2 separate regions of the Homo sapiens genome follow, and region 2 is linked to region 1. A link is a loop called in an ENCODE intact Hi-C map of the cell type or tissue named here. Cell type or tissue: transverse colon. All regions are shown on one strand.

Evidence for each region. A loop is a pair of places that touch in the nucleus more often than their neighbours do. Peaks named below come from ENCODE experiments on the same cell type or tissue, not always from the same donor. Only the 100,000 strongest peaks of a DNase experiment are listed, where the experiment ranks them.
Region 2: it touches region 1 in a loop (12-fold over the local background); 3 of 110 quality-filtered maps call a loop at or near these places.

Annotation. Positions count from the first base shown.
Region 1 is chr3:37,167,539-37,170,038 of GRCh38, reverse strand. The region is part of intron 1 of LRRFIP2 (LRR binding FLII interacting protein 2); the gene reads left to right. Among named protein-coding and RNA genes, the nearest start is that of LRRFIP2, 5.8 kb to the left of the region's middle. In transverse colon, no CTCF peak of the experiment used is centred here; a DNase peak (open chromatin) is centred at 972; H3K27ac peaks cover 1,748 bases.
Region 2 is chr3:36,867,942-36,870,441 of GRCh38, reverse strand. The region is part of intron 9 of TRANK1 (tetratricopeptide repeat and ankyrin repeat containing 1); the gene reads left to right. Among named protein-coding and RNA genes, the nearest start is that of LINC02033, 47 kb to the right of the region's middle. RefSeq lists an enhancer at 1,281-1,340. In transverse colon, a CTCF peak has its summit at 1,373 (motif pointing right); no DNase peak of the experiment used is centred here.

The sequences.
Region 1 (2,500 bases):
TTTCTTTCTTCCTTATCAGTTTATTCCCATTATCTTATTTTCCCTTCTCTGTCTCTGCCTTCCTTTCCTCCTCGGGAAAAAAAAGAAAAAGAAAAGAAATAAAAAGCAGCAGTGAAAGAAAGTGGTAAAGAGCTGGGAAAAGCCTTGGAATACATACCAGGGTGCTTTCTCAGAGGTGGAATATAAACACCTTCATTAAAGAATCATGGATTATCTTTTTCCATTGTTTTCATTTTGAACCCTGTATATCTTAGTGTTCCTTCATTACCACATTTTAACTACTTTTGATATAACAGATATCTTTACTGCTTTAGGGAAGCAAATTTAATTTTTATGTTACTGTTCTGAGCATGTTGTTCCTTACATGCCCACTTTCCTAAGTAGAAATATATTAACAGCTAGAAGAAATCTTTTGGCTTTCTGTTTTGTAAGTTAGAGTATACCGTACTGTATGCAGAGGATTAGGATGTTAAAATATTTATTTCCCTGTTAAATGGCTTAAATCATGAACAAACTGAATATATAGCATTGCTTTTTTTAAAAAGTGAGTATCCCAGTTAAGTGACCTAAGGATTATAGGACTAAATGTAGAAAAAAATTCAGCTTTAGATTAGATGTTTTTTCCCTTGTCACAGATAATGCTGTATCTAGGTGAACAGTCAAGGAAATGAGAGGGCATTGTTCTTGTCTTGCCAGATTCATCCTTTGCAATCAAATAAAGTTTGTTTTGTTTTTAAAATTGTGGTACAATATAGATAACATAAAATTTACTCTGTTGACCTTTTTTAAAAATATTTTTATTATGGTAAAATACAGTCATTTGTTGCTTAATGACAGGAATATGTTCTGGGAAATGCATCATTAGGTAATTTTGTCAAGCAAACATCATAGAGTATACTTACACTAACCTGGACAGTATAGCCTACTACACACCTAGACTATATGGTATAGTCTGTGGTTCCTGGGCCATAAACTTGTGCAGCATGTCACTGTACTGAATACTATAACTGTAGACAATTATAACACAGTGGTAAATTTTCGTGTATCTAAACATAGAAAAGATACAGTTAAAATATGATATAAAAGATTAGAAAATAGGCCAGGCATGGTGGTGTGCACCTGTAATTCCAGGTACTCAGGCTGAGGTAGGAGGATCACTTGAGATCAGGAGTTCTAGGCTGTAGTGTGCTATGAGCACATCTATGAATAGGCACTGCGTTCCAGCCTGGGCAACATAGTGAGGCCCCATCTCTTAAAAGGGCACACGTGTATAGGACAGCTCCATTATAATCTTATGGGACCACTGTAATATGTGTAATCCATTGTTGACTGGAACATCCTTATGCAGCACATGACTGTGTACATAACTTAAAATTTATCATTTAAACCATTTTTAAGTGTACAATTCGGTGGTATAAAGTACATTTACATTATTGTGTAACTATCACCTCTATCCATCTCCCTAACTTTTTCATCATCCTAAACAAGCTCTGCCCATTAAACAATATCACCTCATGCCCATAGCCCTTGGTAACCATTGTTCTACTTTTTGACTCTATGAATTTGTGTACTCCAGGTACCTCGTATAAATGGAATTATGTAATATTTGTCTTTGTGTCTGGCTCATTTCTCTTAGCATGATGTCTTCAAGATTCATCCATGTCATAGCATGTATCAGAATTTCATTTGTTTTAAGGCTGAAAAATATTCCTTCGTATGTTTATACCATATTGTTTAATCATCTTTTGATAGATGGGTTGTTTCCATCTTTCTGCTTTTGGGAATAGTGCCACCATGAATATGAGTATGCAAATGTCTGTTTGAGTGCCACATTCAATTCTTTTGTGTATGTACCCAGAAGTGGAATTGCTAGTAATTTGATAATTACCAAATTTCATTTGGTAATTCTATGCTTAATATTTTGAGAAACCACCATACTATTTTCCACAGTGGCTATACCATTTTACATTACCACCAGCAATGCACAAGGGTTCCAGTTTCTCCACATCCTTGCCAACATTTACTATTTTCTGTTTTCTTATTGATTGATTTTTATTTATGTTGAGCCAGGGTCTCACTCTGTCACCAAGACTGGAATGCAATGGCCCGACCACAGCTCACTGTAGCCTTGACCTCCCGGGCTTAAGTGTTCCTTCCCACCTCAGTCTCTCGAGTAGCTGGGAGTACAGGTGTGCACTGCCATGCCTGGCTAATTTTTGTATATTTTGTAGAGATGAGGTCTCTCCATTAGCCCAGGAGGGTCTCAAACTCCTGAGCTCCGCCAGCCTTGGCCTCCCAAAGTGCTGGGATTACAGGTGTGAGCCATTGTTCCTGGTCCCGTTTTCTTTTTTTTTTCTTTTTTCTTTCTTTCTTTTTTTTTTTTTTGAGACAGAGTGTTGCTCTGTTGCCTAGGCTAGAGTGCAGTGGCGCGATCTCGGCTCACTGCAACCTCTCCCTCCTGGGTTTAAGCGATTCTCCTGCCTTAGCCTCCCAAGTAGCT
Region 2 (2,500 bases), 300 kb after region 1:
ACTCTCTCTCTCTCTCTCTCTTTTTTTTTTTTTTGAAACAGAGTTTTGCCCTTGTTGCCGAGGCTGGAGTGCAATGGCAGAATCTCTGCTCACTGCAACCTCCATCTCCCGGGTCCAAGCGATTCTCCTGCCTCAGCCTCCCACGTAGCTGGGATTACAGGCATGCATCACCATGCCCGGCTAATTTTGTATTTTTTGTAGAGATGGGGTTTCACTCTGTTGGTCAGACTGGTCTTCAAATCCTGACCTCAGGTGATCCACTCCCTTCAGCCTCCTAAAGTGCTGTGATTATAGGCGTGAGCCACCACTCCTGGCGCAGCAGTAGAACTTGTGGAAAAGCCTAAATAAAGCCTATGTGAACTCTATAGGTGATGATCTTTGAATGAAATTATATATTGAATATCACTGTTCCTTTATACATCCAGAGAGTTGTATAGAGTTACATGCATACATTTTGTTTCTAAGATTTTACTGATGGCACAAAGTTTAAAACCTAAGGTGGGGCTGGGGGATCTTTCTAGACTAGGTCCATGAAGTATAATTTTCCTAGATGATGGAAATGTCCTACACCTATTCTGTCTGATATGATAGCCACTCGTCACATGTGACTGTTGAGCAGTTGAAATGTGTGTGGCTCATGCATCTGAAGAACCAGAAATTTCATTTTATTTAATTAACTGTAATTTTATGTAAGTTAGTGGCCATGTATGGGATAATGTAGCTTTAGACTTTAGCTCCCAGAAGGTGTTTCTATCCAGAAAGTAGTTGAAGAGACTGGGAGAATCAAAGGAGGAGGCCCAGGGCCATGGGAATGAAGGAGGATCTACTTTGTTTTTATGGACCTTAATCCTTCCCCATCCTAATCCATTAAAGGGACAGATGGAAGCATTGTCTTTAGGAAGAGCTGCCGCTAGGGAGCTGTATCTGTGCCTAACATTTGTTTTTTGCATCTATGGTCCTGAGCACAATAACATTAGGATTTGAGTTGTTTTACATCCAGATGAATGAACATTCCAATTTACAGACCATGATGAAAGATACTTTCTCCCTTGACTCTTCCTCAAGTTTGCTGTACCCCATTTTGCTGATAACAGTGGTCCTTATCTCTTAGGATGGGGCTGCTTTTGGCATCTAGGTGAGAAATAAAGGGTCTTGCTAAAGATTTCTGCTGTTCTCTAAACCAGTGTTTCTCCATCTTAACATGTACATGAATTATTTGGGAGCCTGCTAAAATGCATGTTTTGATTCAGCAGGTTCAGGGCAGGACCTGAGATTCTGTATTTCTCACTAGCTGCCAGGGCAAGCCAGGGACCACTTTGAGGAGCAAGGCTTTAGTCCTAAATAGTCAAGATTACAGAATGGTCTTTATCCAGTTTTCATAGCCACCACCAGATGGCAGCATGTCCACTTTCTCTACCTGATGTTGCTGCTCAGCTCTTTCCTTGGGACCAAGAAGCGCAAGATTGGAGCCTTTGTTTTTCTCACAGTTGTTTGTGATCTTCTCTCTGATTTACTAGTTCTTGGCCTTTTCGAGTCAGCTTACATCAGGCCTCTGAATCCTTATCTTTCTGGTCCTCCAGTGGGGAGCCAGCTGCTTTCTGCTGTGCTCAGCACCAGGACAGTGCCTGTTTTCAGTATATGCAGGCATAGGGTATTGACTTAAAGGATGTCTGTCATACTTCTTCCTTTTTATAAAACCAATCTTTTTATATACTTAGAAAATTTATGAAATGTAGAAAAGAAACTATTAATTATCTGTAATTGTACCTGCCAGAAAAAAATTAATGTGTTTGTGATTTGGTCATTTAGTCTTATTCCATGCATTTTTAGTTATATATTTATATTTTCTTTTATAAAATGTGATGAGAATGTAAATTTAAATTGATAAAAATGTATGTAATAAAACCTAACACTTTTGCTTTTTAAACCTTATAAAAAGATTTTGGACAAAAATGAAATCTCCTTTTGAAATAATTTATTTCTATTTTCTATTACTTCTGACTATGGTTGCAACTTCAGAAGAGCTTTTTAATTTTTAATTTCAAATCTGTGTATATACACAGTAAGTCATCACTTAACATTATTAACAGGTTCTTGGAAACTGACTTTAAGCAAAATGATGTATAACAAAACCAGTTTTACGGTAGGTTAATTGATAACAAACAAGAGTTAAGTTCCTAAGGCATAGTTTTGGTCACAAAAACATCACCAGACTTCTAAATAAAGATCTAATATTAAACATGGAAATAAATGTGAGCTATATATACATTTAAGAAAGGTTAATAAAAACAAGTAAGATAATTATTTACCGAGTTATTCCAGTTCAGTGTTGAAGGTGGCCAGTTTATTCCGGCAGCTTAGGGAGCCAAGTGGGAGCCAGCCCTCCACAGGATTCCATTCAATTGCAGGGCTCACTCACACACATCCGCACTCACTCAGACTGGGACAACTGAGACATGTGAGTTCACCTATCGTACACATCTTTGGGGTGTGGGAGGAA